Linked DNA regions of Mus musculus: region 2 is linked to region 1. Evidence: chromatin loops called from intact Hi-C (ENCODE). Cell type or tissue: heart. All regions are shown on one strand. Links, peaks and the distances in the headings refer to the core of each region. The heading gives the core; the rest is flanking DNA. Region 1 holds the start of Fam174c (family with sequence similarity 174, member C). Region 2 holds the start of 2310011J03Rik (RIKEN cDNA 2310011J03 gene).

What was found. A loop is a pair of places that touch in the nucleus more often than their neighbours do. Peaks named below come from ENCODE experiments on the same cell type or tissue, not always from the same donor. Only the 100,000 strongest peaks of a DNase experiment are listed, where the experiment ranks them.
Region 2: it touches region 1 in a loop (2.3-fold over the local background); 1 of 42 quality-filtered maps calls a loop at or near these places.

What each region holds. Positions count from the first base shown.
Region 1 is chr10:80,171,662-80,182,180 of GRCm38, reverse strand. Fam174c (family with sequence similarity 174, member C) reads right to left here and starts at 9,237. Exons shown (of 3, transcript NM_027207.2): 1 at 9,007-9,237; 2 at 7,856-7,972; 3 at 7,062-7,364. The coding sequence starts at 9,215. The coding sequence ends at 7,364. It overlaps Efna2 (ephrin A2), which reads right to left and starts at 2,699. Exons shown (of 4, transcript NM_007909.3): 1 at 2,291-2,699. The coding sequence starts at 2,418. It also overlaps a transcript of Cirbp not described here. In heart, for the core only: CTCF peaks have their summits at 6,501 (motif pointing left) and 7,261; DNase peaks (open chromatin) are centred at 6,270, 7,290, 8,630, 9,010 and 8 weaker places; H3K4me3 peaks cover 4,456 bases; H3K27ac peaks cover 4,159 bases; H3K27me3 peaks cover 242 bases.
Region 2 is chr10:80,318,650-80,329,168 of GRCm38, reverse strand. 2310011J03Rik (RIKEN cDNA 2310011J03 gene) reads left to right here and starts at 8,621. Exons shown (of 2, transcript NM_025521.3): 1 at 8,621-8,986; 2 at 9,622-10,519. The coding sequence starts at 8,857. The coding sequence ends at 9,821. Pcsk4 (proprotein convertase subtilisin/kexin type 4) reads left to right here. Exons shown (of 15, transcript NM_008793.2): 2 at 119-223; 3 at 2,917-3,009; 4 at 3,091-3,219; 5 at 3,320-3,396; 6 at 3,498-3,586; 7 at 3,764-3,936; 8 at 4,025-4,237; 9 at 5,215-5,315; 10 at 5,393-5,496; 11 at 5,569-5,686; 12 at 5,994-6,179; 13 at 6,321-6,445; 14 at 6,960-7,088; 15 at 7,218-7,886. The coding sequence ends at 7,363. In heart, for the core only: CTCF peaks have their summits at 5,240 and 6,309 (motif pointing left); DNase peaks (open chromatin) are centred at 5,368, 5,508, 6,138, 8,608 and 3 weaker places; H3K4me3 peaks cover 4,187 bases; H3K27ac peaks cover 3,601 bases; H3K27me3 peaks cover 2,462 bases.

The DNA.
Region 1 (10,519 bases), core at 1,648-9,647:
TCCTGGTCAGTCCTGGTAAGCAGGGGGCATCTGGGAATAAGTCTAGAGATCCACATAGGTCAGGACAGCGAGCCTGCTGGGCTGGTCAGACCTGGATAGGGGCTTTCAGGGGTGCCTGGGCAGGGGGATGGAGTGACCCATTGTGGATGTCCACCCTTCTCTGCAGAGCCATCACCCCTGGGAAATGCACACATAATCAACAGCCTTTGGGCAGCTGTGGCTGGCCCGGTGGCAGAGAACATGGCCGATGTGTGTATATACCCGTCCTAGTTGGACAGGCACTGTACCCTACACGGATGTGGGTGCTCTGGAACAAGTCCACCCCTCCCCCACTTGTGTTCACAGTGTCTTTTGTGTGTGACCCATACTCAAGCTCGGGGTCCCAGCGTCCCCTACATTTTATGTCATCCCCATCCTGCTGTACCTCAGCTCCCCAGACTGTACCCTGATACTGGGCCCCCTTAGATGCCAACCTGGAATCTTCCCTGTATCACCCACCCACGAACACCCATTGAATCTTAAGATTCCACAGCACACACACACACCCCACCATGTGCTGTGCCAATGACAATGTCATGGGTAAAGCTGGGGTATGGTGGTCATCTGTCCTCAGGCCCCACTGTCGGGTGCTCAGCAGGGTCAACAACAGAAAGAAACCCAAGGAAGAGACAAGGACCTAGGAGCCCTCCAAACACACACACATACACACACACACACACACACACACACACACACACACACACACACACATACAACCTTAGGGGTTGGCTCTGCTACCTGCCTAGCTGTCTGTCCTCTCAGGCAGCCTGCCCTGATACACAGCAACAGGAGGTGGCAAGCCTGAGCTGGACCCTGGTGGTGGCAGGGGACACCTCCATCCTTCCAGAGTCAGGGTTCCAGCCTGCAGCCCCATGACCGTGTCTCCACGGCAAGTAAGGCCATTAGGGGCAGCCATGACCCTTTTCCTTCTTCTCCATACCCCCTCCCTCCATCCTCTGTGCTTTTTCCAGACAAAGGACAGGCCATACTGGGGACAGAGACTCCACAAGCTAAAACTAGAAAACTTAGGCCAAGGAAGTCTCACCCTGCTCCCTGCACGGCCACTGAGTGTTAATCAAACCCACATGTGACCAGTGTAGCTGGCGGGCCGTGGGGGTAGGGGGCCCACTGAGCGATGGTCCTGCCAGGTTGCTGAGAGGACCTGGGGTCCCTGCCCTCAGCCCAAAGGAGCTGACCTCACAGCTCTGCCTTGATGGTAGGGGACAGAGAGCTCCCACTCCCACCGAGAGACACTGTTGGCCCTTGTGCCACAGCTTGCCTCAAAGACCACCTTTTTTTTGCAACTTTCTGTTGATGGATCAAGAGGGCAGCTTGGCTGATCCATCAACTAAGTTCCTCACTGGCCAGCCTCGGACACATGGGGACTCTCGATCTATACTGCACCCAAGCCTTGGAACCCCAAAGCCTATCTCCCAAGACACCCTCCAGCATGCCCCCACTTCTGAGACCCTTCTGACCCGGAAGGTTCTATGCTTTCCAGAATGTGGTCAGTGGCTGTAAACTTTTTACTCAGCCTGTAACAGTGGCTTCTGCTGTGTCCCCTGACTGTACCCAGTGCCTGGCAGGGTCTGACCCATGGGGTGCCACCAAACAGACAGGCAGGACCCGGTGCCTTGCTGGGTGTGGCAGGCTGGGTACCACCAGGGTCTCCAGCCCTAGCACCAGTTCTCTGGGCATGACCTTGAGGCAGCCCCTCCTGGCTCCTGCACCTCAGTTTCCCCCCGCAGCTACAAAGGTGGAAAACGATAAGCCTAGGCTGCACCCCTCAAACTGACCTCCGTCGCTTTGGTGCCTGGTCCCCTCTGTTCCTCTAAAGTGTCTGGGGGATTGGAGCACCCCTTGGAGTGAACGAGTGAACATAGGGGTAGAAAGGGGATTTTGTAACTTCCCCAAGTTCATCTGGAGAACCAAAGACAGGACTCTCAGAACCTTCTCAAAAGAGCCAAGTCCGGGGATTCCTTGGGTGGAAGGGAAGTCCCCAGGGATATTTGCCAAACCCTCAGCCCTCCAGGGTGCTCCCTCCTCCAAGAGGCCAGGGGTTCAAGGGTGTCCCCCAAGCAAGTACAGAGAAGGAACTCCTGAGTCTGAGGGTGCAGAGGGCTTCCCCCAAAGTCCAGGAGCTCTTGGGGGAATACTAGGCACCCCCGAAGTTCAGGAGGAGGTCCGTGCGCTGCAATCCCCAGGGCTGGGGCCTCTTGGGGTCCCCGGGGGTTCCCCCAATCAAGCTCACCTGGGGTTGCTACGGTTCCAGTAGACTGCGTATCGGTCAGCGTTGGCCCGGGCCGGGTCCTCGTTGCGCGCACGCAGCGGCAGCAGCAGCAGCAGCAGCGGCAGCAGCGGGCGCTGCGCGGGCGCCATGGCCCCGGTGCTGCCGCCGCGCTCGCTCCCTCGCTCTCCAGCCGCCGCCTGGCCCCGCCGTCTCCGCCTCCGCCTCCGCCGCCGAGCGGGCGGAGCGCCGCGCGCGCTTGGAGATCTGCCGCCCCGCCTCTGCGCGCGGCCCCCGCCGTAGACCGCGGGCGCCGAGAAACCAGGCGGCGGCGGCGGCGGCGGCGGCGGCGGCGACGGCGGCGCGGGGCAGAGGCCCGAGCGGTGCACTGCGCAAGGCGCTCTCCCGGGTTCCCCGGGCGCGGGGGCTCCCCTCGCCTTTGTCCCCGCTGGAGCGTCTTGGAGGGTCGCGGGCGCCCCCTCCCGCCGCGCCCCGGACCCTCCAAGCCTCTGCCCGGGCCCCGCCCCGGCCAGACTCGCGCAGACTCTGCCGCGGATCCCCAGGGTCCCGCCCTAGCCTCCCGCATCGGGAAGGGGACCCCAGAGCGCTGAGCTTGTGCGGGGGTGGGGGGGCTTTGTGGCCCCACCCTGGGTAGGTTGTAGCGAAGTGCTTGTTTGCGCCGCGCCTGGCATCTCAGTACTTAGGAGGCTGAGGCAGGAGGATTGACGCGAGTTCCAGGCCATCCTAGGCTACAGTGTCAGATCAGATCTGATAAAACAAAGAAGTCGTAGGCCAGTTGTGGTGGTGCACACCTGCCCTCCCAGCATTCGGGAGGCTGAGGCAGAAGGATCAGACATTCAAGGTCATCCTCGGCTACATAGAGGGTTCTAGGCCAACCTGGGCTACATGAAACCGCAGCAGAAAAGAACTAAAGTTCCAAGTCACCCTTTCCTAGCTTTCCATCCTCCTCGACTGTACATCCTTGAGGCCTCTGGGAGTCACTTCAGGAACTCTGGGAATCACCCCAATTCCTGGCAGGTGAAAGGACACTCGCTCGCTTGCTCGCTCAGGGAGGGCTTTCCCTACAACACCTAGATCAGAGCTGTGTGAACCAGATGGGTTTGCTGGCTTGTTTTTCACTTGCTGGGTCCTGTGCTTGGTGTTGGGGACCACAGAGCAGTTGGATTCTAAAATGTCCTTCTGTGTGCGGACTGGGAAAAGCTAAAGCTGGCCAGTGTTATTATTACCTGGGACCAAAAAGGCCAGGGTGGCACTGTAGAAATTAGATATGTGGCCTTCTGTGACAAGTTCCCCACATGCCACACACATAAACATGTGTTCACTTGTGCTTGTGTGTACACACACACACACACACACACACACTGGGTGGGCACAGATGTGAAATCTTTACCCAGACCTGGAAGTGCTCTGTCCCCACTCTCCACTGAAATATGTCTCTCCTCTTTGTAGGCCCGGCTTTACTTGGGGACCTGAACTTGGCTGTCAAGGGTATTCTGGGATTTCCAGGTCAAGCCCTGGTGGCACCCACAGGACACAGGGCCACATGTCTAAGCATTCTGCCCATAAAGGTGAATGTTGGGGAGCTGCCCTGTCTGGGACATGAGCACCCCCTTTGCAATGGGGAGGGCAACCAAGAGGGTAGTCTCATCTACTAGACTGTATCTGTTAGGTTCTCAATCACCAGGGCCAGTCACAAGGACACCTAGCAAGGAGGCCACATCACCAGGCCTCATTTGCATGCTGGGGCCACCGAGTTGAGAGCTGCCTGCCGCCAGTGGATTTGAGCAGAAAGCTTTGCCTTCTGTTCTTGTCTGTTGTCTCAAGGTCAGATCCAGAGTGAGGACAGGAACAAAGGCGGCTGTCCCCCACTCTACCTCCCAAGCCTGCCTGTCGCTCCTGAGGACACACAGATGAGGGGAGAGCAGGGCCTCAGAAGGCCTTTTGTTCCAGGGAGCCCTGCCTGGCCACCATAGTGACAGGGAGCCTAGGAAGTCCCATGCCCTCCGCAGGCATCCTGCCTCAGACCATGAGGCCAGTGGTCACTGGAAATAAGACCCTGCCTTGGAGATAGTCAGAGGTCAGGGGCCTACCATGGAGACAAGCATCAATGAAGGTCAGGAGTTACCAGGGTCAAAGGTGGCTTCAGATCCATCAGGTGAGATCTGTTATGGGATATCTGGGTCCTTCAACCATCTGCTGGGGCTGTGTGCTCAGGCCATTGCTCACCCTATGATTCAAACCCACACTGACGGTCTTCAGTGGCCCTGGGCCAACCCTGTCTCCAGGCTTCACTCATCAACCCTGGTTGGTCACCCATGCCCCACCCATGCCACTCTGGTACACAGGGCAAAGCCTCAGGCTCCTGATCTCAGTGTCTGGTGACTCTACAGCCATCAAAGGCCACATTGCCAGGCAGGAGGCTAAAATTATGCCGAGAGAAATTTCTCATTACAGAATAAATTGTACCAAATTGCCCGCCTGAGCTGAGACAGGGCTGGGCAGTTGGGAGTTGGGGGTGGGTTATGGATCCCACAAGTGCCCCCCTTCTAGCTTGCCACCTGCAGAGTAAGGACAGGGTAGATATTTGCCCAACCCAAGCAATAGGCACCCACTGGAGCCCAAAGAAATAATAATCTTTGCATTACTGGCAAACAGAACCTCAGAGGAAATCCTCCCTCCCTCTTGCCTTCTTCTCTTCTCAATGCAAGCACTCCCTCCTCCCTTTTCTATACCCTCCCACCATTCATCCCCCCTCCCATCCCTTCTCATTCTCTCCTGTCTATCATCTTCCCCTCCCCTCAAGCTCAAGGCACAGGTCAGGCTTTGATCCCAAACCCATCTTCCCACAACTAGAACTGTCCAAGTCCCAGCAGACTGCTGTGCCTACCCAGGCCCCTGTTGGGAGAGGCTAGCCTGAGCCCTACAGAGGGACTCAGAGTACCCTGGCCTGCCTTCCCTTTGTGGAACTCCATCCATGTAGGGTCGCAGCTGTCAACTCTTGACTTCCAAAGAAGATGTGACTGGTCTGTGACATGCACTTGCCCCCATGTCCCCAATGGAGCAGCTGACAGCTAGCTCTTTGGGGGCGAGGGGAGCACCAAGAGGCTTGGTTTGCCCATATTGGGGGGATGATGCTTCGGGGGACAGTTTATTTTTTTCCTGTATTGTGGTGTGGCACTCTGAAGGCAATTTACAGGAGTTTGTTCTCTCCTTCAACCACGTGGGTCCAGGGATCAAACTCCGGCTTGGCAGCATGTGGCTTCACCTGCTGAGCCTTTCTGCCAGTCCAAGGCTCAGATTCAGGATGGGTACAGGTGGCAACAGCATTCTGAGTTCAAGCCCCTGGCCCTGCTGTGTGTGTGCTGAGAGCCACCCCAGGTGCACACACTCACACTCCTCACCCCAGGGGCACACACTCACTCCTTGGGCACTCACAGGCTGGCCAGGGCCCAAGGCCTTCCATCTTGCCTGACAGGCCCTTCTCCCAGCTTTCAGCTGTGCAAGAGCACTGGCTAATAGTGCATTAACCTTGATGGAACTGCCAATTACCCCTGCTAATGCTGGGGTTCAGTGACTGCGGATGGTGGTGGGGCCACCCTCCCTGGGAGCAGAAGCAGGGGTGGGGGCTGGGGTCTCTCCTGATCTCATTAGACTAATCACCCTCTCTTTTGAAGCTCCAGCAATGGCTGAGCTGAGGAGCCTGGGGCACAGCTCCAGGGACTAGAACCAGGCCCATATCAGCAGTCATAACACAAAGATGGGGAATGACCAACAGGGCACAGGAACCCCAGACCTGTGACTCAGGAGCTCTGGATTCCCCTGGGTACAAGTTGGGAAAGCAGAACAGAGGTTTCCTGCGGGGAGCACCCCAGGCTGAGGAGAGACCCAGCCACTGAAGGGGGCAGATAGAGACATACAGGGTGGGCTATGGCTTGGCTCTCCATCACACCCAGCCTGACACCAACACTCATAGTAAGTAGGCTCAGCCAGCCTCAGGGACCCAGCTCAGACCAGTGGGAGTATCAGTGGGTATGGAAGTGGAAGAAGTCTGGACACCTATAGGGCAGGAGCTGGACAAGGAGTTCCGACTATGAGGGTTCTGAAAGAGGACCAATAGAGGAGACCTGGTCCCAGAGTAACTGGGGGCGGGGGCGGGGGTGGGGGAGCTGGGAGGCAGGCTAGGTGGTATGTGGCTGCCACCTGGTGGCAATTAGTTGTTATGACCAAGCAGTGTGGACTCAACACTGAGGAAAACTGAGGTTAAGACCTCAAACTGCAAGTGACTTAGCATCCCTATCCCTCTTCCCTAAATTTAAGCACCAGAGAGGCAGGTGACTGGCTAATTCTGAGCTGTAGCCCATAGGATCCTGAGAAACTGCAGTAAGTGACTATACACTGAGCCAGAGTGTCATAACTGGAGCCTTGGAATAGTCTCTCTCGCTCTTACCCTCTTACCCTCTTGCCTCTCTTTTGCCTCTTGCCCCCTTACTCCTAATTCCCTTCCCCCCCCTCTCTACATGGCCATGACCAGGCCCCATTTCTCTACTCTCTCCTTCTCTCTGCCTTTCTCTGCCTCTGCTACCCTCTTAACTCCCCTCCCCATGCCCCGAATAAACTCTATTCTATACTATAAAAAAAGAAAAAGAAAAAGAATAGTCTCTAGGGACAGTGACATGAACAGGAGAGCCCTGTCCTAGGCAGGGCAGCCAGGCATGACACCCTCATTCACTTCACCAGGACACCTGAGTGTGGCATCAAGGGGGAGGTCTCAGATAAGCTACAAAGCCACTCTTCATTTATTGTTGCCAAAGCAGCAGGAAGGCGCACAGAGATCCTCAGGCCCCCTGCTCCATCACACCTTATCAGAGGATGCTCTTGTCCCTTACAGGAGGCAGGCTGACGGAGCAGCCCACATCAGCCTGGCCTTGGGGCCCTCCAGTCTGTGGGCTAGTCTCAATGAGGTCTCTATGCTGCCCCCTAGGGCCTGTGCAGGCTCTGTCCAGGAAGGTTGACATCAGAGCTCACAGAACTACATGTTTTCTCTTGTCCTTGCAGCCTGTCATCTCCATCTCAACATCTGCAAGGGAAGGAACAGGACAAGATATGGTATTGAAGGATGGGACTGGTTGGGCCTCCTTCCAACCCAGCCCAGCCCAGCCTGTAGAAGGTGATGTCCCTTGCAGGTCCACCAGGGTAGGGAGAAGAGACCACAGAAGATGATAAAGTTGGTGTCCAGGGCCCTTGGAAAGCCAGATCTAGTGCCTATTGTGGTCTTGGCTCTATAGCAGCCATCACCAGGACAGGACACTCAACTCTGCTCAGAACCCTGAGGAAGCCACCTTTGTTCTCATTGCAGTTCTGCTCTACCCTCTGTGGTACCACATTCCCTGTGTGGCACTTTCCTCCAACATCTGTTTCCATTAGAGCTTCCAAAACCCCTATTGACACTCCACCTTCTTGGCACACTCCCAGCCCCTCACTGGGGGATTCTAGCTCTGAGATAGACCCTGAGCCCTTTTAGAGACATTGTCCCTTGCTAGTTTGTCTCAGTGATGAAGTCCTTCCTACCATCTCAGATTCCTGGTTTCAAAGACAGTCTCTTCCTCGCTGTCCTGAGAGGCCATCTCTTCATGCTCCTCCGTGTTGGTCAGGAGCCCATACCTCCTTCGCTGTGACTTCTTGAGTCTGCAGGACAGAAACACCCTCAGAAACAACTTCAGCACGGGTGACACCAAGTCCAGGGTACCCACGCAATGCTTCCCTCCACCCCCAAAGCACTTGCCAGATGTGAATCCTTTGTCATAAGAACTACAAGTGCTCCAGGCGTGGAGGCGCACGCCTTTAATCCCAGCACTCGGGAGGCAGAGGCAGGCGGATTTCTGAGTTCAAGGCCAGCCTGGTCTACAAAGTGAGTTCCAGGACAGCCAGGGCTATACAGAGAAACCCTGTCTCGAAAAAAAAACCAAAAAACAAAAACAAAAAAACAAAACCCAAACTATAAGAGCAACTCTTGGCATAGTGAAAACCACGGAGGTAGAGGCATGGATACTATTGGGTTGGATTGCCAGCCACAGCTTCCTAATTAAAGCACAAGGCACTGTCATAGCAGCTAAGAAAAAAATGGAAGATGAAAGGCTGGTTTCTTTTTTCTTTGATTCAGTGTATTGCAACACAGGCTGACCCTTAACTTCTGATCATCCTGCCTCCAGTTCCAAGTGTTGAGATGACAGACATGTATCAGCACACAGCATTTTGCAGGTGTTAGGCAAAACTTTTATGAGCCTCAGCCAAGGAAAGAATTTCTGCAGTTTTTGCAGTACAGCACGTTTTTTCCCACCCCTGTCACCACACCACCAGAGAGGCTGAGTTAGGAGGATGGCCATACTGCGGTCGCTGCCCACCTCGTCAGCCTTAAAATCACAATTAAAGAGACAAGAATAAGAACCAGTCGGCCGGGCGGTGGTAGCGCACGCCTTTAATCCTAGCACTTGGGAGGCAGAGGCAGGCGGATTTCTGAGTTCGAGGCCAGCCTGGTCTACTCTACAGAGTGAGTTCCAGGACAGCCAGGGCTATACAGAGAAACCCTGTCTCGAAAAACCAAAAAAAAAAAAAAAAACAAACAAACAAAAAAACCCAGTCGGCAGCCTGAATCACGTGCCCTCCCGCCCATTTCCTCCTCCCCCTGACTCACTAGATGCTGATTGGCCGCGCTAACGCACCTAAAAGCCCGGATGAGGAAGTAAAGCGAGATCAGGCCGCAGAGCCCAGTGATTACGTAGAACAAGCGGAGCACCGCGGAGCCCGTGTCCCTGTCCGGGAGCCTCCCGTTTGTGTGGTTATAAGGTGGGCCCGGCAGGCTGGAGTTTTCAGCGGAACCAGGGTTGCTACACCAGAGGAGCAGCAGCAGCAGCAGCATGCGTAGTGCCATGCCGGAGCTGAGGCGGAAGTGCACACAGCCCCGCCCCGCCCACAATGCCCTGCGCAATCCTAGGGTTGTTCATCTTAGCGCCTTATTATGGAGATGGGTGGACACTAAGACTCTTACCCGCTGCGCCCTAGTCACCCCTATCCCTGCCACGTCTCAGACCCAAGCCACAGAGTCGGGGGTTCTGGGTCACAGCCCTTTATTCAGGCAACCCAACCCCCCCCCCCCCGCCCCCACAACATTCTGTCCCAGCGACCACGCCAGCCCAGCTTCTTTATCTTTTCCACAGAAGCCTGCATCGCCCACGAGCCAGGTGCTAGCTCAGGAATTGCCTGGAAAAGAAGAGAAGAGATCAATCAGGGAAAGTCCAGTCCAGCTTCTAGGGGTGGGGGATCCCTCAACCCTCTGAGCACCCGGAGTGTCCAAGGACCCCAGGCCTTGACCTCGGGCACTCACCGGGCAAACTGTGTGCAGTCTATGGCTCCAGATCCTGTGGAACCCTCTAGGACCCAGAGTCAGCCATCCTCCCATGGCTCAGGTTGGCTCCCCTTCATCCTGCCAAACAAAGGCGCGTGACTCTTGGCATCCCTGTGGGCCTGCAGCGCCTGCCCTCCCACCTCCCACCCTCACGGCGCCCAAGTGGTTCGTCCCAAGGTGGCCATGCCCAGGGCGTCAGCGCCCTTTTGCAGCCCGCCTCGAGCAGAGCCGGGCTCTGTCCTGCTCAACAGCTTCACGGACTCTGGGCAAAAACTAAAGGCAGCAGCGCAGGTCTAAAGCCTGTCAAGCAAGGACCAAAAACATGCCCAGAAAGGCAGGGCGCCCGGTAGCTCTGGCCGGCCGCGTTATACTGGCGGGAGGTACCACCAGTTTGACTCAGACTTCCAGGAAGCAAATGTCAACCCCAAGTCTAAGTTTCTGTCCAAGTGAGCTATAAACCGGAGGGATGCGACACGAGCGCGAGCGAAAGTGTTACCTCGAGGCACAGGCCAGCTGCAGAGCTAGCGGGGGAGCAGCGGGCGAGTCTCGGAGGGTCTGTGGCTCGCGTCTGTCCCCCGAGGGCTGCGGCTTCGGAGGCTAGCAGAGAATGCCTGGAACTGGCGGGGCGCAGCCGCTAGGCAGCCTCGCTGGCCCTGCCTGCACCCGGCCCTGTACTGGGCGAGGCCTCTGCCGCCCTGCAGCCCCTCAGCACTGCCCACTCCCGTCCCCACTTGGCTGCTTGTTGCCTCCCGCACTGCCCTGCCTTCCTAGCTGCTCTGCTGGCCACGGAGCCGCAGCTCAGTGTCGGCAATGAAAGGGAAATGGTCAGA
Region 2 (10,519 bases), core at 1,753-9,752, 150 kb before region 1:
TTCAATTTGGGATTCTGTGGCTGTCATATGGACCCCTGGCTGAGGTGTATAAAGTCGTGGAGATCCTATCAAAGGAGCAGGGTCCCAGCTATGCCCCTGTTGTCCGTCGCATTCCCAGATCTTCCCTGACGACCAGTATTTCCATCTGCGGCACCGGGGTGTGGCCCAGCAGTCCCTGACTCCACACTGGGGCCATCGTCTACGACTGAAGAAAGATCCCAAGGTGAGAGTGCTCGTGGATGCTGTGTCCCAACCAGTAGCCTTCTGTCACCGTTCCTGCTATGAGTGGCCTGTGTGAAGTGGGGCCTAGTTGGGGAAGCCATGTGTGAGCTAGGCGCATATGTAACACAACTTAATATCCAGGGGGACTCAGATAAACCCTTGCCCTGTTGTCCTGAATGGAAGGTCTCATGCACTGGTCCTTTCCCCCCCTGCAAGCCACAGGATGTAGGGAAGGGAACCGGTCCATTTCAGCACACAGGGGAGCTGGAGTCGGTGAGTGTGCAGAACCAGGGGCAGAGCCCAAGTTTTTGGTGCTTCTGTAGGTGTCCTGTCCACATTAGGCCAGTCTGCCACTGGGAACAACTCTTAGATGGCAGTCAAAAAACAGGCATGGAGGTGTGGTATGAGCCATAGAGGGTTACAGGATACGTTAGAGAGGGGATCACCTGCACTGGGACCTATCTTAGCTATTGCTATGACAAATACCATGACCAAAGCAACTTCCAGAAGGAAGACTTTATTGGAGCTTATTGGACTCAGAGGGTGAGGCCATGGCCAGTATGTCAGGGAGCATAGCAGGAGGGGTCAAGGTGGTGCTGATAGTTCACAAGGGGAAGGGAGAGCTAGCTGGAAAGGACATGGGCTTCTGAAACCTCCAAGCCCACCACCCACCTCCCAGTGATAGCGATAGACCTTCTTAAACAGGTTCACCTACTGGGAACCCAGCCAAGTATAAAAGGTAGGGGCCATTCTCATTCAAACCACCACAGGGACTCAGTGTCTTTAGAAGCCAAGCCTCTGAAGGAAGAGAATGAAGATAAATAGAAGTGGATAGATGGACAGAGATGGTCACCCAGAAGAACATGGCTCCTGAGAGAGACTAAGATGGGGTGTAAGGAGAAGGGCACAGGAGATGCTTTGGGCTGATAAACAGCACATGGAAAGGCCCTGGGGTAGAAGACAAGACTTTTTCCTGCCTTCCTAGTTGTAGCTTTGAGAGGAGCAGGCTGACTGCTGTAGGCCAGCTGGGCAGTAGGTGTGGTGATGTTGGACGAAAACGGAGGGGATAGGAGCTAAAAGGTTCAGTGGGTAGAGTGGATGGTGGGACGGAAGTTCTGTGTTCCATCCCAGCACCACCCAGGCATGGTAGCACACTCCAGTCATGCACATGGAGAAGTGGAGGCAGGAGGATCAGGAATTCAAAGTTATCCTCAGTTACATAGAGTTTGAGGCTAGCCTGGACTACATGAGACCTCATCTCTGAAAACAGAGAAATAGACAATGAGATGGCTCAGAGGGCAAAGGTGCTAGCTGCCCAACCTAGCTGAGCTCAATCCCCAGATCCAAGTAGAAGGAGAACACTGACTCCCACAGTTACTTTGTTGTTGTTTAATTTTCGAGCTAAGGTTTTGCTGTGTAGCCCTGGCTGTCCTGGGAACTCAGAGCAGCCTGCCTCTGCCTCCTGAGTGCTGGGATTAAAGAAGTCACTGCCACCTCCTTTGAAACAGGGTTTCTCTGTATAGCCCTGGCTGTCCTGGAACTCACTCTGTAGACCAGTCTGGCCTCGAACTCAGAAATCTGCCTGCCTCTGCCTCCCGAGTGCTGGGATTAAAGGCGTGCGCCACCATGCCGGGTTCCACTGTTACTTTTTAAAAGATTTAGAATTTTCTTCCTTATATTTGTTTTTACTAATGTGGATCAGCGCTCTGCCTGCTTGTCTGTACCACATATATGCAGGTGCCCAGGGAGCCCAGAAGTGGGCATGGGATCTAGTTGGAACTTGTTCCAGGTGCCTGCAGCAAGCCACCATGTGGATACAGGGAACTGAACCTGGGTCCGCTGTGAGAGCAGTCAGTGCTCTTAAGCCCTGAAGCATCTCTGTAGGCCCATGAGTTGACCTCCACATATATGCCATGGTGCATGTATTAAGGACACAGGAGGGGGACAGACAGAGAGACAGAGTAGCTACAGGAGGTCGTGGAAGTAGTGTGACATGAGCCAGGGGTGTCCTGACCTAGAGTTTCAGAAGCGGTGGCTTTTTTGAAGTGCTGTACCACTTTGGACCCCAGCACTCCAGGGGAAGAGGCAGGTGAATCTCTGAGTTCAAGGCCAGCTTCATCTCCATAGTGAGCCCCAGGCCAGCAAGAACTACACAGTGAGACCTTGTCTCAAAAGAAAAGAAAAAAAATAATAATAATCACACTGCAGGAGGGAGCCAGCAGGACTTGGTGCCAGCAGGACTTGGTGAGAAGGACCTAGGAACCGGGAGGAGAAATGCGTGGGGCAGGAGAGCTGCATTCGCTCCCAGCAGCTCCAATCATGAATCATCAGGCTGTGTCTGAAAACACAGCTTTAAGCCGTGGTGGCACACGCCTTTAATCCCAGCACTTGGGAGGTAGAGGCAGGCAGATTTCTGAGTTCGAGGCCAGCCTGGTCTACAAAGTGAGTTCCAGGACAGCCAGGGCTATACAGAGAAGCCTTGTCTCGAAAAAACAAAACAAAACAAAACAAAACAAAACAAAAAGCAAACAAACAAACAAAAACCCCACAGCTTTGAGGATCATGGGGGACCCAAAGAGCAGCTCCCACCGACATGCCTGTTAGTTTAGCAGTGTGTCCAAGCAGGTCTTCAGCCCTCCTGGCTGCGGGGCCACACCCCTGCGGTAGCTGGTTCAGCCCCTGTGCACCCTGCAGGTGCGCTGGTTTGAGCAGCAGACTTTGAGGCGCCGGGTGAAACGCTCCCTGGTGGTGCCCACAGACCCCTGGTTTTCCAAGCAGTGGTACATGGTGAGCACTTGGGCTGGGTGGAGTGGACAAGGGGACCATCCTGAGCCCCTCTGACCCCAGGTCCCTCCCTGCCTCTCCTAGAACAAGGAGATACAACAAGATCTCAACATCCTAAAGGCTTGGAACCAGGGACTGACCGGCCGGGGAGTGGTGATTTCCATCTTGGACGATGGCATTGAGAAAGACCACCCGGACCTCTGGGCTAATTATGTGAGTTGTCTAGGGATCAGAGCAGCAGGGCAGGTCCCCCGATGGACAGATGGCCTCACCTCACCTCACTATCATCTTTCTTCCCCTACCTGCCCTGCAGGACCCTCTGGCCAGCTATGACTTCAACGACTATGACCCAGACCCCCAGCCTCGCTACACACCCAACGATGAGAACCGGTGAGCTAGATGCTGTGTTCCGGGTGTTCCTGGGGCCTGCAAAAATGAATGCCAAGGTGGGATGGGACAAATGTCTGTTCTCCTCCTTGCTCTGGAATCAGACATGGAACGCGCTGTGCTGGGGAGGTGTCTGCCACAGCTAACAACGGTTTCTGTGGTGCCGGTGTGGCCTTCAATGCTAGAATTGGAGGTACCAGGGGTGAAGGCTGGGGGTGGGGTGTCAGGTTAAGCTTGGCTAGTGCAGGGACCTCCGTTCCCATCCCTGATGGCTGAGCAGTGCCAGGCCCTAGACTGAGGGTGGCAAGGAGGTGATCTGGTAGGGCAACCAGAGTTGGTGCTGGCGCAAGGCCCACGCCCACCCGCGCAGGCGTGCGCATGTTGGATGGAGCCATCACTGACATCGTGGAGGCTCAGTCCCTCAGCCTGCAGCCGCAACACATACACATCTATAGCGCCAGCTGGGGCCCGGAGGATGATGGTCGCACGGTGGACGGACCTGGCCTCCTCACACAGGAGGCCTTCAGGCGTGGTGTAACCAAGGTGACCAGGAACCACACCCTGGGCGGAGGGGGAGGGTCCCCTGGGGTTGGAGGACTGACTCTGTTCTCTCGGGTCACACTCCACCCAGGGCCGCCAAGGGCTGGGTACACTGTTCATCTGGGCCTCGGGAAACGGTGGCCTCCATTACGACAACTGCAATTGTGACGGCTACACCAACAGCATCCACACACTGTCAGTGGGCAGCACCACGCGGCAGGGTCGAGTGCCCTGGTACAGCGAGGCCTGTGCCTCCACGTTTACCACCACCTTCAGCAGCGGTGTGGTCACCGACCCACAGATCGTGAGCATACAGCCAAGCCCACACCACAGGCCCCGCCTGCAGGGGGTCTTCACCTAGACCCCACCACCCCAGGCTTCACCCCCAGGCAGTGGCCACATCCCTCCAGATCCCAGTCCCCAAGCAAGTCCCACTCCACAAGACCTGGCCACACAGGCCCTGCCCCTTCTGCCCGGCCACCCCCCTCGGGCAAGATCTGTGCCAGTGCCTGGTCTATTTGTGCCCCTGCCACATGGAGGCTCTCTGAAGAACATTCCCTTTGTACGGGCTGACTCTGAGGTTCCCCATCATTGGGCCATTGACTGTGTGGCCTCTGCCCCCCCCACCCCCCCCCCCCGTCCCTACTTCACCAACCTTTGAGGCTTGGCACGTTTTAGATGTAGGGCTATGTAACATTTTGAACTCAGTGCTCAGTGGTTTTGGAGCTTAGTCCTTAGCAGACCCTTAGTAACTGATGAACTTAGTCCTCAGTACTTGCTAAACTTGGTCATTAGTATTCTTTTTTTTTTTTTTTAAAGATTTATTTATTTATTATATGTAAGTACACTGTAGCTGTCTTCAGACATTCCAGAAGAGGGAGTCAGATCTCATTACAGATGGTTGTGAGCCACCATGTGGTTGCTGGGATTTGAACTCTGGACCTTCGGAAGAGCAGTCGGGTGCTCTTACCCACTGAGCCATCTCACCAGCCCCGGTCATTAGTATTCTTTATTTGAGCCAGACACTCACAGTGTAGACCAATCTAGGCTAGAGGTCACAGCTTCTCCAACCTCTGCCCCAGTGAGTCCTGGAATTAAATGCCTGTATCACCAGGCCCTTTCAGTACCTTTTGGACTCAGTCCTCCATGTGTTTCTTCAGCTTTTCTGAATGTTCACTTAGTCTGATGTTCACTCTGAAAACTTAGTCCCTAGTACCTTCTATACAATTTCTCCATCTGGGCTGCGCACTGAGCTCAAGGTCCCTCTGCTGTCTGTCCCAGGTCACCACGGACCTGCACCACCAGTGCACCGACAAGCACACGGGCACCTCGGCATCTGCCCCGCTGGCTGCTGGCATGATCGCCCTGGCCCTGGAGGCCAAGTAGGTGACAGTGGGGCTCCGCCCACCGCCCCGCCCCCAGGGGCGGCTCCCCGCTCACCCGCCCTCGCCCCCCCCAGCCCGCTCCTGACCTGGAGGGACCTACAGCACCTGGTGGTCCGCGCGTCCAGGCCGGCGCAGCTGCAGGCGGAGGACTGGAGGATCAACGGCGTGGGGCGCCAAGGTGCGGTGGGGCCAGGCAGGGGAAGCGGGTGTGGTGCACTCAGGGCCAGTGACCGCTACCCCTCCCGCGCAGTGAGCCACCATTATGGCTATGGGCTGCTGGACGCGGGGTTGCTGGTGGACCTGGCTCGCGTGTGGCTGCCCACTAAGCCTCAGAAGAAATGTGCCATTCGGGTGGTGCACACCCCCACGTGAGAGAGCCCCCGCCCACTGGAGGGAGGCCCCGCCCCTTCCACTGGAGGGAGGCCCCGCGGTCCAGACTCCACGCCTACGCGGGCGATTCTGTCCAGGTCTCCACCTTGCGCTTTGTTGTAGCTCCCCCTTCTCCACTACCTCCCCATCCTAGTCCAAGGTAGGCAGAATGCCCCGAAACCTCAGTTTACCCATCCGAGGAAAGAGTGCCCTCAGGCCCTTAGACACTGCCCGCCCCCCCCCAAACCCGCCTCTGGGCTCTACCTGGCCCGCAGCAGACCCACAGGACCGCCCTCACCCCACCAGCCCCATCCTGCCTCGGATGCTGGTGCCGAAGAACGTGACCGCGTGCTCAGATGGCTCGCGCCGCCGCCTCATCCGCTCGCTCGAGCACGTGCAGGTCCAGCTTTCGCTCTCCTACAGCCGCCGCGGGGACCTGGAGATCTTCCTCACCAGCCCCATGGGCACGCGCTCCACGCTCGTGGCCATCAGGTGTGAGACATCTCAAAGGGTCCTGAGAGCCAGCGGTGCCCTCCCTAGCCTTCCCAGATGGGACCCTATCTGGGTGGGACTCAGAAGACTTGTGTGAGACGCCACGAGCCCTGTCTCTCCTGTGCCACCCACTGGCCACAGACCGTTGGATATCAGCGGCCAAGGCTACAACAACTGGATCTTCATGTCCACTCACTACTGGGATGAGGACCCGCAGGGCCTGTGGACCCTGGGCCTGGAGAATAAGGGCTACTATTTTAACACAGGTGAGAGAATTGGCTGTGGCTGTGGGCTGCGAGCTTTGGAGCTGGGGACCCTGCCTTGGTTGACCCTCAGCCATAGAGGATCCTAGGGGTTTTCTTGGAGAAACCATGCCTTTCTAGTACACAGTAGACGGGCAATAGTAGGTGTACAGCTATGGGGGGAGTGTGAGGGAGTGAGGAGAATCTGACCTGTGGGGAAAGTGAGGGTTTGTAAATTAGGTTTAAGGTAACTTAAAGGAGCGGGGCACTCTGAGCACAGTGGCACACAGTAGGTGCAGTCACCTAAGAGAAGTGGGTCTGGCCACTGGCACACAGTAGATGTGTAGCAACTGTGGGGATGGTCTGACCAGTGCAAACCAGGTGCCACCTACCTGGGAGATGTGAGGTGGTGTGGCCACTAGCACATAGTAGGTACAGTTGCTACGGGGCCCTGCTTGGGAGACAGTGAGGCTGGCTACAGAGCCCGGCAGGCCAATGACAGGTGTCCCCCTTGGTGCCCACTGCGACCCCCGCCCAGGAACTCTGTACTACTACACCCTGCTGCTGTATGGGACGGCCGAGGACATGACAGCACGGCCCCAGGCCCCCCAGGTGACCAGCCGCGCGCGCGCATGTGTGCAGAGGGACACAGAGGGGCTGTGCCAGGGTGAGTGGCCGCAGCGCATGGTCACTTGTTGGGTGAGGAGGCGCAGCGGCCCGGAATGGGCAGGTGGGCACCGGCTGCACCCACCAGCTGCAGCCTCACTCCTTCTGTTTCCATGTTGTCCCTATGCAGAAAGTCACAGTCCCCTCTCCATCCTGGCAGGACTCTGCCTCATCTCCAGCCAGCAGTGGTGGTGGCTCTACAGCCACCCACAGCAGCCAGTGACCGAAGGACAGGCCAGCTGTCACCCTCCTGTTACACCTGCTGCAGCAGCCTGAGCAGCGACTACACTGCCTGTCCCCTGTCCCTTGTGTTGGGAGAGCTCCAGAGCCCCTCCAAGGCTTGCCACCTCTGGTGGCCCCCCAGCTACCAGTCTTGGGCCATGGTGCTGGCTCTGCTGGCCAGGGCCTTTGGGAGGCCCCTCGGCTTGAGGAAGGCCCACCTGCCCCAGGCTAGATACCCCAGTGCCCAAAACCATGCATGCACAGATCCCTGGAGGCTGGAGAGCCAGAGATGCCTGGCTGTCAGGACAGAAGGCCGGTACCCCAAGGTCCTGCTCTCAGGCTGGAAGAGAAGCCTGCCCCAGAAGGCCAGGGCAGAGCAGCTGCATGGGTCAGGTGACAGCCCACCGCTCAGCCTCAGCTGCTCCCAGTGGAAGAGATGTGTCCTTACTCATTTTGGAGCAGGTACAGTGGGCAAGAGGTCAGACCACAGCCACCAATCATCTGCCCCTTCCCTGTCTCCAAGCCATCCATAGCCCCATGTCTAACCTCATAGTTGCCAAATAAAAGTTAAACAGAAGATGTCGAGTTTATGGTGTCCTTGAGGGTAGGGTGGGCCCCTGGAGGAATAAGGACCCACAGAGGAAGACTGCTCTGAGCCCAGATCTGCCAAGTGCTGAATTACCATACAGCCATGAACAGGAAGCTAGCTCGCTCCCCCATCCCCCACTGGTTTTTTTTTTTTTTTTTTTTTTTTTTTGGTTTTTCGAGACAGGATTTCTCTGTTTAGCCCTGGCTGTCCTGGAACTCACTTTGTAGACCAGGCTGGCCTCAAAAATCTACCTGCCTCTGCCTCCCGAGTGCTGGGATTAAAGGCGTGCGCCACCACTGCCCGGCTTTCCCACTGCTCTTTTGAGACAGGGTCTCACTGTGTAGTCCTGGCTGTTCTGGGATTCCCCATATTGACCAAGATGATCTTGAACTCACAGAGGTCTGCCTGCCTCTGCCTCACAGTACTGAGATTAAAGTACTGAGTTAAAGGTCTACCACAAGGAAGCAAAGCCTGTGGCTAGGTTCCATCCAGCATTTATTGAGCGCCCACTGTGTACCTGGCAATGGTTGTACACTGATTACTCTCGAAATCACGTTCACCCCTTTCCTCCCACCACACGCGGTGAAGGAGGGCAGAGTTCCTTCTGATCTTACTGGATAGCAACTAGGAGCATCTAGGCTTAGGGCTCTTTAAGACGGGGGAGGGGTTTCGCGAGGCGTGGCGCTGGAGTGGACCGGAAGTGCCGGAACGTAGTGGCGTTCAAGCAGGAAGCGGAAGCGGTGGCGGCCGCCTAGGTTCTTGGAACGAAGATAGGCAGCGGGGTGTTCCAAGAGCAAACTGGCGCGGAGATCGAGCCAAACTCCGAGGTTCCGGGAGGAGGGAAAGCGAGACGGGGTAGGGACCTCGGCGCAGGTCTGTAAGGGGTGCGTAGGAGTTCGCGAGGTGGGCGGGCCGAGCCGAAAGTGGACCCCCAGTTAGCGCGCGCTCCACCTACAAGATGAACTCCAAGGCGAAGAAACGCGTGGTACTGCCCACTCGCCCCGCGCCTCCCACGGTGGAGCAGATCCTGGAGGACGTGCGAGGGGCACCCGCTCAAGATCCTGTTTTCACTGCCCTGGCCCCGGAAGGTAGGAGAACGTGAGACTCCCGAGTGGGGAGCAAACCGACTGCAGGGACGAATCTTTTTTGTCCCTGCCCTTCTCTTCCCCTGCAAAGAAAGATCATCAGAAATAAAATTGAAAGTGCTCCGAACTCTTGGGAGGCAGAGGCAGGCGGATTTTTGAGTTCGAGGCCAGCCTGGTCTACAGACTGAGTTCCAGGACAGCCAGGGCTACACAGAGAAACCTTGTCTCGAAAAACAAAAACAAAAAAAAGTTGAAAGTGCTGCCAACCCGGGTCTAGGGCAAGAGGATTGCTGTGAGTTCAAGACCTTGTCTCAGAGGGGCGTGGCCAGCTGCTCCTACAAATTAATGGGGGGCCAGAGTACTTGCAGGGGCCATATCTGCGACTCCTGGCCTAGGATCCAGGAATCCAGGCAGTCCTGGGTAGAACGGCAGGCCAGGGTGGCTGGAGGTGTCCTGTCCTCTCCATGACACCAAAACCTGAAACTGAGTCTTGTTTTCTAGTGCCTAATAGGCCTATATAGCCCAGGCTGGCCTCGAACTCACCATGTAGCCAAGGATGACCTTGAACCACTGATCCTCTTGCCTCTGGGTTGGTGGATGTCAGGCCTGGGGATGGTGACACTGTTTCTTCTCTTCAGACCCCCCAGACCCATCCCCAAGGGCTGAGGACTCTGAGATCCAGCAGGAGCAGATCTACCAACAGAGCCGGGCCTACGTGGCTATGAATGAGAGGCTGCGGCAGGCGGGGGAAGCTCTGAGACAGAAGTTCGATGGCCTTCGGCAAGCTGGTCAGCGGCTGGAACAGGATATCAGCCAGGTGACTTCAGCCACCTCCTAGAGCCGAAGTTACACCTGATGTCCTTGGTCCAGGCCTGGGCACCTAGCAACCAGAGGCTCTGGGTCAACATTTGCTGTCCCAACCCTGGCCCGGGGAGACCCAGTGGCCCACCTTGCCAGCTAGCAGCTTTGTTCCCTCTTCCATCCTTAATGGCCTCTAATTCATGATGGGACTTAGGGACATGGCCACCTCCTCATTATGGGGACACTGGCCTAAATTGCATCAAGGACTTGATTGCAGGTCGGGGCTCAAAGCCAGTCTGCCCCATAGTGACCGGTGTGCTCTTCTGTCCCATGTCACCCTGGGCAGTGAAGGTCTTCATCCCCAGCATCCACAGCAGGCCAGCCACTGGCATCTTGGTTGAGAGAATGGGCTAGCTGCACGCTTCATAGAGCCTGGCTCAGGCCCTCTAGGGCTACACTGCCTTCTCAGTTCTCCCTGGGGCCGGGGAGACTCATCAAGGGAGTTTCCATTCTGGGGAGCCCAGGGGTCCAAGAGGAACTCAAAGGCCAGGTCCCTGTGTGTGGTGAATGTTGCCCCTTCTGGATCTGGGGTTTAGTTTGCCTTCTTGCAGAAGACCCACCACTCTTGGGGTGGCTGGACTTTAGTTCTGGAAGATTAAAGATGTTTGATGCCTGAACACAGTTCTCCCTTAAGCCAGGCTAGATCACTGGGTACCCAAGCCCCCTGCCACCCCT